2 separate regions of the Homo sapiens genome follow, and region 1 is linked to region 2. Evidence: chromatin contacts called from ENCODE Hi-C or POLR2A ChIA-PET data. All regions are on one chromosome and are shown on one strand. The core of a region is the stretch at or near the end of the contact, and the rest is flanking DNA. Distances in the headings are between cores, read along the strand shown. Region 1 overlaps ADAMTS6 (ADAM metallopeptidase with thrombospondin type 1 motif 6). Region 2 has its middle 270 kb from the start of CWC27.

Evidence for each region. Hi-C counts contacts between places; a loop is a spot of excess contacts on that map. ChIA-PET counts read pairs that join two places held with the same protein, here RNA polymerase II (POLR2A). Pooled maps may share reads with other maps.
Region 1: a loop to region 2 is called in a map of mammary epithelial cell, with 4 times the contacts of the local background. The contact joins two enhancer-like sites. A Hi-C loop is called at or near these places in 4 of 168 maps with a recorded cell type or tissue (IMR-90, ascending aorta, endothelial cell of umbilical vein and 1 more) and 14 of 50 pooled maps. POLR2A ChIA-PET finds 5 or more read pairs at or near these places in 1 of 52 experiments (BJ).

What each region holds. Positions count from the first base shown.
Region 1 is chr5:65,188,415-65,193,390 of GRCh38, reverse strand. The region is part of intron 21 of ADAMTS6 (ADAM metallopeptidase with thrombospondin type 1 motif 6); the gene reads left to right. Among named protein-coding and RNA genes, the nearest start is that of ADAMTS6, 290 kb to the left of the region's middle. Within about 2 kb of position 2,915, at least 3 of the 41 ENCODE cell types and tissues checked have a DNase peak (open chromatin) inside an H3K27ac peak, as active enhancers do; they include mammary epithelial cell, where a contact is called at or near this core.
Region 2 is chr5:65,033,831-65,038,848 of GRCh38, reverse strand. No RefSeq gene overlaps it. Among named protein-coding and RNA genes, the nearest start is that of CWC27, 270 kb to the right of the region's middle. RefSeq lists enhancers at 693-987, 2,819-3,335 and a silencer at 3,209-3,258. Within about 2 kb of position 3,053, at least 41 of the 41 ENCODE cell types and tissues checked have a DNase peak (open chromatin) inside an H3K27ac peak, as active enhancers do; they include mammary epithelial cell, where a contact is called at or near this core.

The DNA of each region.
Region 1 (4,976 bases), core at 1,666-4,165, 150 kb before region 2:
ATACTTCTATTGAAGTATTTATTATTTTGTTATTGATTTGAATGAACTCTTAATGTATTAAGGATATGAACTCTTTTATCTGTGTTCTGAATATTTTTTCCTAGTTTGTCGTCTATTTTCCATGTTATTTATGGTGTTTTGATCTATTTTTACTGATAAAATTTAGAAAATCTTATTTAAGAAAGCTGTCAAACCTTTATTTCTTCATTGGTACACTGTTTAGAAAGGTCTTCCCCACTCTTATACTTTCAAAGTTTCTTTTTTTATTTTTAATGTAAACATTGATCTATCTGAAATGTTTTGCCTGATTTGAGGAAGGGATCTATACTTATTTTCAATCACGATTGTTTTCCCTATACCATTAGTTTAAAATTCTAAATCGTATTTTTTATCAGAAAGTATTTTTTCAAATAATGAAATATTTCAAATGTCTTTAGTTATATTGAGAGAATTTATAAGTACAGTATACAAAAAGGGAGAACAGTAAGATTTGTCCTTATAGAGAAAATGACGGAGGACTAGGAAAAATAGACAAAACAGGCATTGATAGAGAAATAATATTATGTTTATTTGGAAGACTTTGAAGACCCAGAGGAGTCCTTGCTGGGGAAAGTTATCATGTTCATAGCAGCAACTCTTTTTATAAGAAAGAGTATAGTAGTCAAGGTAGTAAAGTGACTATGAATGAAAGTAGTGGGATCCATGACATAGCCTTAAATAACTGGAAAAAAAAAAAAGGAAAGGAATTAATATTAAAGGATATGATTGGTAAGAAGCTAATCCCCAACCATAAGAAAAAAAAATAAGTTGGAATCCAAAGAGAAAGGCTGAGTTAAGTTTTTACCATGCCGTGTTTTAATAGCAAGAGTATTTCTGCATATGACCTCATGTGAAGAATCCTTGAGTGATAAATATTATTCCTGTATGATACTGTGGTTTTTAAAATTGTGAAAACCAGAGAGGTGAAAACAAGAGAACTATTCATTTTAATAATATTGTGACCAAGAATTTAAAAACATTTATTAATCAACTTCAAGTTGGAAGACACTGTACTTTGGGAGAAATGGTTCTCTTTCCTGAGGGTAATCTAATTGGGCAAATATATACAAAAATAACTACAGTACAAGACAAAATCTGTTAAGTACAATAAGAGAGTTATAAGCAAAAGTGCTGAAGGAAACTTAGGGTGGGAAGAGATTAATTTTTATCCAGTGGCTAGGTTTTATTTAATTGGTATATTTTAAGGTATAATGTTTAATAACCATTATTCTGAGTCATTGGACCTCACCCATGGACAACTGTCATCTCTTATTTTAAGCTTAGAAAAAAATTCATTAGAGTCATCTATAAAACTCCAAAATTTAAGACCTAGGAAGAATCATAGAAATTATTTAGGTCCACTCCCATCATTTCACAGACTGAGGTATGCTAATATCCAGTGATGTTTTTTCCATTACATCAGACATCACCAGCTTGGTAAGGTACAAATCAAATGTCTGGTGGCACTTTGATACATCTAATTTTGCTTGCTTCATTGACACATTCTCAGTTGCTACAACTTCAGAGATGTTTATTATGTTGATTTTTAAAAATTTAGAAAAACCTTGACTGTATAATGTTTAGGGCATACAGTGTTCTGCTTAATATTAGTTTCACTTTCCAATTAGCTGAGAAATGAAAAAAAATTCTTTTTATTTTTTTAACAACTTTTTGTTTTGAAATTTTTTTAAGTTAATTTAAAATGTAGGAAAGTTTTTTATCTTTGTAAGTAGACAATAATTTATATAAATGAATTTCTCTTTGAGTAAAGATATTATTGTCAAATTCTGAAGATTTTTACAATTTTGCTATGTTGTGTTTGTAAAAAGAGTTGATGATTAGACCCTTGACTCTGGGACAAAGCCTAGGAAATCTCTCTCTTAATCCTAATATTTAATATCAGTTTATTTTCATATGCTCTGCCATTTTCCTTTAAATTAAAAAGCAAAAACAATATTCTGGTTTTATGATGATTATTTCTTCAAAAATATTCTGGTTTACCAAGGTTGGGGCAAATTTTTTATACTGTCTCTCTTATTCCCTTCTCCAAATTATACTATTTTTTGTAATAATAAGAGATCGGGACTGTAGGTCAGATTACAGAGGCTGCAGCAAGCCACTCTTATTTCAGACACTCGAACATGAATCCCACTAATTGTTAATGTCTAATAGCTATGAAGGACTTGTGAAGATAAAGACAATTTGTGTATTGGGAAAAGCTCAGAAAGAAACAGCCCCAGAATTGTTCCAGCTATAACGATTCGGCAATTTATATTCCCAGAGAGAATTTCTGTATTCATGTTTTTGCCACCAAGTCTAGAGGAGGGAAAGAAGACAGAGAAAGAATGCCATCAGAGGGTCAAATACGTGGAGAAGGAAGACAAGGGAAAGCAGTATGTCTTAAACTAGATGGGAGAGTGGAGAAACTGAGACAAGCAGATGCAGTGGTAGAATTGCAAAACTGTTTAAATAACTAGGGTGTGATTTAATCCTTCAGAGAGACATGGGAAGGGATGATACGATGAGCAATAAAGATGCAACAGGGACTGAGTGTGAAGCCTGAAATGAGAGTTAAAGTCAGAAAGGAAATTGGGAGGGTGATTAATACTTCTGATTTCATATATTCCAAGTTAAAGGCTAGAGTGATACATCTAGGTTAAGTTTCTGAGGAGAGATGGAATGGAAGAGGGGACAAAGAATAAAAAGACAGAGGTGTCCCTGACCCTTTGCAACACTTCTGAATCATTGTGGTTACTCGGGACACCTGTGTTTAATTTGAAGGCCTCCATCCCTCTTACATTATGAGAACTAATGAGATCATGGCTGGAGGTTGTGTGACTGAACTTTTTGTGACTGTAATACACATTTCTGTTTTATCCCCTAATCTTGGTGATGAAATCACTGTTGCAAAGTTGAATCAGAGTTTCACTATGGCTGGCATGCAAGTATTATTTTCAGTACACATTTTCCTCCTTACCAAAAATGGTACTAACAACTGGGGATCATGTTCATCTGTGGAAAACAGAAAGGAAAGAATATGAAAATTACTTTAAATCTCCCTTGGAAAATGACTTAGAAAAAATGTTTGTGTCAGATTTTTTAAATTCAAAATTAAATCATCATTCTTTAAATGAATTTTAGGCTGAAAATTTGTAGATGTTGATAAAATATAATTTAAATTTGAAAAACTGGCTAACTATATTTCTAAATGCTGGTTTTCTTTATAAGTAAAGACAATACGAATAATAATGAACAAAGGCCAGTGTTGGCTTAATGCAGTCTCAAATTTAGGATACTAGTACTCTGACTTCACTAAAGTATTATCTTCCGTATACAAAACTGGCACAATGGAGCTATGCTCACAGAAACAGTGAGAAATTTGCTCTTAAGCTTTCCATATTCTTCTCTCTTGGGAGTCTCCCACCTAAAAGCATGAGCATGTTCATTGAGAATAACTGCATGATTTATAATTATGGATTGAAGAAAATGTCTTGTGATCCCGTGCTTGTAACCTATATTTTACTATTCAGCAATGTTAAAATGAATTTCGATTGAAATAGCAATCAATGGGGAATCCAGTCCTGATTCCATCATTGCTCTTTTCACGATTTTGGAGAACTGTTTTCCTAACACTGGATCTTACTTTCTTCTATAAAACAAAGCACAATGCCTTGAACGTAGTAGACATTCAGCAAATATTTAATAAATGAAATACAATATGTCAGTCAAGACCCTTGTTTCAGATAACAAAACTTCAACTTGAGCTGGCTTCAGCACATAAGATTTACGTAACACAGCTGAGGGAAGTGTAAGGGGGAACCTAGCTTGAGAAATGGCTGGAATCAAGGACTCACACACCACCCAGGCTTTCTAGCTCCTGTGCATTCTTTGAAATCAGCTAATTTCACTTGACAGGGAACCCAGCCACTGCAGCTCTGAACTCATCATCTTATGCACCTTTGTGACCAGAAAGGAAAGGGTCCCTTTTGCTCCAGTTGAGATATAAAAATTCTAAACCAGAATTCTCATTGATCTGATTTAGATCATGAGTTACATCCCTTAGACTAATTAATGTGTCCAGAAGAGTGAATCCTGCAGAAGTGTTGCAAAAAAAACAAAACAAACCACAAACCCCCTGAAATTATGTATGTGAAAGTTTATGACTTTAGGGTAAAGGTGTAGTATACCTACAAATGTGAGACATGTTATTTTTTTCTAAGACATTTGCATTTCTTTCCACATTAGCTGTGTAGAAGCTGTTTTTAGGAGCCAAAAGGTTGAAACAAGAGATCTGCCTGTTTTCATAGAGCTAGCTCAGAGCTCTGCTCTTGCCGAAGGTGTTTTAAGACTCCCATGTTCTCAGGATGGATACCTGGTCTTCTCTGTCCTTGTAAGGACATTCACATCCTATCTTCATAGAGGTTTATTTCTAGAAATTGAAAAACAAATCCTCAGCTTCCTTAGAGTGGTTTTAGCATAAAATTTTTAATTATGGGAGAACCTGCCTCAATGTGATAATAATAAAAATACCTACTATTTCTTGTTTGTTATATGACAGACACTATGTTAGAAGCATTCAGTGGTGTGCTGGAGCCAGCTAGTATTGGTTCATAGGACCCTATTATTAGCATATCTTCTCCTGTTCACCTTTAGTATATCAAGCTGGTAGCTTGAAATTGGCCATAGTGAGGTTTTTACACTACAAAAATTGGCAAATGCCACAAATCAGAACTCCCCCACCCCCTGCCATAGGGAGCCAGTGGTTAAACATTTATTAGCGCATCACTGGGAGCTTTATATATATGACCTTATTTAACCCTCGTGACAATTTTTTATGAGATTGATCATTGTTATCCTCATTTTAGAATGTAATTAAAAAGGAGAAAAATAAAAGAGGTTTAAAGACATAGTGCACTTGTTTGAACCTGGGTTCTGTC
Region 2 (5,018 bases), core at 1,804-4,303:
GTCATGGTTCATGCTTATAATGTGACCCAGTTTTATACTGTTATCATGTCTGTGCAAAGTGGCTTGAATCTATTAAAAAATTCATGGCTTGATTAAAGGAAGTATAACGCAGTAGATTTTCCAATAGCCAAACAATGTCCATTGTCTTTGTAGTTTATATAGTTTCTGCATTAAAGCCTAGCTTACGGTTGGGTGTACCCACTTTGGACCGAAAGACAATTCCATTTCTGACAACATCATTGAGCCCAGTGTAGGAAGTAGGACATAAACCATTTTCATTTCTGTTCCCTTAGAAACACATGGAACAAAATAAAGTTTGCCAAATGGAAATATACAAAACCACTGGGGAAATAAATGTTATTTTTAACCTTCTAAGAGACTATCACAAATAACTGGGAGGAGAGTGGAAAGAATTCAAAAAGCAGATGACCTTTTAACAGGCAGAACATAGCAGGGTCAGCAAGTGTCTAGAGAATGTTGTGACTTGGAGAAGGGATGCTGGGAGCCCAAGCCTGGAGGAACTGATCTCACCGGTTATGATGAGAATGGAGCTAGCTTCTTCCCAATCCTATGTGAACTGGATGGCTAGAAGGGAACCTTCCTCCAGTAATGGAAACAGTGAGAATCCTTGGGTACTAAACAAAGGAGTAGATTTGGAGATCTAGGAGCTAGTGGGTTTGTGGCTGGCAGCCAGGTCTGGAGTGTTGCTTTCAGGATGCCGGGTTTTCTCTACTCTTTGAGCAAATCTCACCCTATGGAGACACAGTCACCTGCATTCTAGGTGGAGACCACAGAGGTGAGGAAGTGGGTTAGAGGGAGGATGACAGCCATACCGTCAGTAGAGGGAGCTGTTCTGGGAAGGAGACAGGGAGACAGGAACCTCTTCCGCCTTAAGAGGGAAAAGAAAGCCACCACAGCCATTCTCACCCTTTTGAAGTTAAATCACTGCTTCACTGCCAGTTCTCAGGTGGCTCAAGAATGGACGGCTACTTTGCAAAGCACGTGCCAATTACACAAAATTGCCTACTTTGTCATGCGAATTTAAACCAAGCAGAGAATGCCTCTTGATCAATCTGGCTTTTCTTACAGATACTCAGCATGGAGAAAACTGGCTTGGTTGGAGACAGAGTTTGTGTCACACTTTTTCTCATAAAGGGAAAGTTGCTCCAGACCAAGCAACAAGGGAGATGTCAAAAGCTGGCTGTTCCAGCTTCTCCCTTGAGTTACAGATCGTCACACAACTCTGAGCACAGGAAGGACCTACAGTGTTCTTAGAAGCAGTAGAGTTGCATGCCCTTTACTAACCAGGCTAACCAATGCAAGAGTGTGTAAGACCTTCTAGGCAAAAGGCCCTGGGAGGCTGAGTTTATTCTCAAACCACCAGCCTTTCTCCCACCATCACGTTCAGTTACCAAAACATACTTACTTTTTTTTTCCTGTAACCTCATTTTAGAAGTGAACAGCTTTCAGTTAAAGTGATTTGCAGGGGATAAATAGAAGTAGGCTCATGCCAGACCTCACAGAGAAGTTCTAGATGGGCCCAGCATGGTGGCTCATGCCTGTAATCCCGGCACTTTTGGAGGTTGAGGCGGGCAGCTTGCCTGGGGTCAGCAGGAGTTCAAGACCAGCCTGGGCAACATGGTGAAACCCCATCTCTACAAGAAGCATAAAAAAATTAGCCGGGCGTGGTGGTGTGTGCCTGTAGTCCAAGGTACTTGGGGGCTGAGGCGGGAGGATTTCTTGAGCATAGGAGGTCAAGGCTACAGTGAGCCCAGATCGCCACTGCATTCCAGCCTGGGTGACAGAGCAAGACCCCATCTTAAAAAAGAGAGAGGGAGAAGATCTGGATGGTTCATGTCCTCTGCTTATCCTGGATATCTAGAATCTTACGGAAACCTTATATTACCCTTTCATGAAGTGGGAAAAGGACTTTAGAGAAGGGGGACAGATTAGAAGGCAGAAAATGCACTAAATAGTGTGACTCTCTCTTCATTTAGGCCCAGTTCTTTCTCCTGTACTTCTCTAGTTTTTTAGTAAAAGAAACAAGGAGACTGGAGCTTGGACTAACAGAATTAGCATGTTCAACATCAGTGTTCCAAAAATCATCAGCCATTTATCTTCATGGGGAGTTTTTCCTTTAGGCGCCAGCTGACTTTCTTTTCTTTGGCCCCTCTTTCTCATTCTGCCTTCTGCCACCAGCCTCCATCTCCACTGCAAAACTCTCCACGTCCCATTCAGGTCAGGGCCTTCCTTCACAGGCACAAAAGCTCATCCTGCAAATAATCAGCTTCTGCCCAGGTTCTCTATCATTAGCAATATAGAAAAGAGCAGAAGCTTTCAAGTTTTGCTCACAATTTGACATATATTTGATCAAATTTTTAGTTTGGGCTTGTATGCTCCACCAACCATCAAACCCTGGCAAATGTAAGTAAGGGTGAAGGGATGGTCTACCTCATACACTAGTAAAAACTGAGAACATCTTAGATGCTCATAAACGGAAATAGTGTTTAAGTACTTGATGATACCTCTACTAAAGGAGTAGATCTTTATGATCTTTAAAGCAATGTTTGAAAAAAGCACAAAAAAGTTTCTGCCACAATATAAGTGAAAAAGGTAGGCTACAAAATGATATAACATGACTAAATGACGTTAAAAACCTGAAGATCTGCTGCAAAGAAAGGGGGTTGTGGGGGGAGACAGGAAGGAAATGCATCAACGTTAACAGAGGTTGAGTCTAGAGGGTGGGGCTTTGGGTGATTACTTTTTTCTTCGTAATTTTCCACCCTTTAAAAGAGCATGTCCTACTTTTATAATTACGGAAAAAAGAAAGAAAACCTTGAGCTTTTGCATTTAACCAGTCCGCAAAAGCAATAAACAAGACGCGCTGTGGCCAGGGAACCCAGCGTTCGAGGGGCCGGCAGCGCGATCTGGCTGTCGCCTGTGGGCGGGGCGCAGTCCCCGGGACAGCCTCCCGGACCCGGGCCCCCAGGCTGCCCGCAACCCTCAAAAAGGAGCCTGTTTTATCTCTGAGCAGAGATGACGTCACCCTAAGGAAACCAGAAAGTGCTGATTAATCATGAAGTCAGAACTAATCCCTGAAAAGAAGTCGGGTAGGGGCGAGGCGCGAGAGTGCCCCAGACGAGATTGCAACCTCAGACGCCGCGACCGGGCTGGGGTCTCGCCCGTCACGCCCAGCCGGGACGCCGGTGCGCCCCGCCCCCACCTCGCGTCTCCCCGCTTCCCGCTTCCAGCTTCCCCCGCGTACTCCCAGCCTCCCGCCTCCCGCCGCCACTAGGTTTCTCCGGCCAGCGGCCTGGGTGGCGCATGCGCAGCGGCGGGATGGCCGGGCCCGCTCCAGACCCTGGCAGTCCACAAGCTCCCAGTCGCCTGCCGTGGTCCCTCCCCGACAGGTTCTTATTGTACCGCGCAGTGGTCGCGCACCGACTAGCTGTGCTTTTAAAGATGATTATCACTATGGCGGTGAGACAGTAGTTTGGCCGAGACCTGTTCCAGTACCCGAGCCAAAAAGGGTGAAGTAGATCCAGGACCGTCACTGGAAGCCACTTCGAGAGAGAGGCCATGCTTCTTAAAGTATGGGTTTCACAGCCGCCAGTTTTTTGGAGGTCTATAGTCACATGTTATTCACAATCTTATTTTTATTACAGTCGGTTAAAAAGGATTTCATCCATTGCTAGAACACTGCAATCCTCAGCTTCGGGGGTAACCAGAAGGCTCTCTGCGCCCGCTGCTGGGAGGTGGCGGGGCCCCGGGTCCAGAGCCAGGCTGGAGGCGGGCGCGCCCCACCGCCCCTGTGATGAGAGACAGCAGGAAAACTGGGCGTCCGGCAGCCCTGGGGCAGAACAGGTTGCTTGTCCCTGGGGAGCCCTCTAAGGGATAAAGGACCTTGGATGCGATCAGTCTTTCTTTGCGGAAAGCCCTCACACCTGTCCTGAGAGATAATTTGCATAAAAGCTGTTTGTGCCCTGGAGGAGAAAAGAAAGTGATTAAAAGAAGGTGGGGAGAGGGGTGGTCTGAGATGTCAGTAAGGATATTGGGCTGTGAAATACGTTGGTCTTATAAGTGGCTCTGCAATATCTTCTAAGAAGAATCCTCTGTGAGGCCAGCCTCTTGTTTTTAGGCTGGTCAAGCAGAAAAGAAGAATGGAAGCCCATTCACTGAGAAGCCACTGGGCCCCCAGGGACACCTCCATCTTGCCTTCACAGCATTTGCTCTTGCAACAGGTTCTTAGATTAATTTGGCCTCGTGGTCAGTCTTGAAGCAGCTCCCACATGTGCCCTGGCAGCTCAGCGCCCAGCTGTCCCGTCCTGTGTTTGTCTAGTTGATTAGGCAAGTGTTAACCAGTGAACCACAGAGGCCCATGGTCCAGTGGGCAGGGTGTAAGAAAGTACCTGGAACACAGAGATGGACGGAGATAGAGCTGGAGTTTGGGCCAGGTGGGCAGCACCGGCACCTCTCAACAATACCTACAAACATATTGCTCTGCTCATTTGTTTTAATCACATCAAGGCTTGTCACAATCTTTCTGTTTTCTTTTCCCTTAGAAAACAAACGTCTCACTAGGGTTGCTTCATGAAGTTCACCAGTACAGTAAGTGCTACAGCACGTTAGATTGCCTTGGCAGGGAGAAGGGCCTTTTATCTGCTTTGGATCACTGTTGGAGTCTCAGGCCTTTAAATCTTTTGAACTCACATCCATTGTTCCACACTAGCTGCTACTGATTCTACAACCCCTGTTCTCGCTTGATTATATTTCTTTGGATGAAATATGATATCTTTAATGTTTTTTGGGATCAAGGGTCTGAGTGTGGGGAGAAGAGGCTCCTAAGCCACAATCAGCAGCTTGATTCCCTATCACCTGTTTGGAGCTCATGGTAACCAGAGTCAACAACTAACAGGATTTAGGAGAAACAGCAGCAGGTTTATGTAGCTCAGAAAGATAGTCCAGTTCCAAGACATGGGAGGAATAGATAGGGATATTTGGTAGCTGCTCAAATCAGA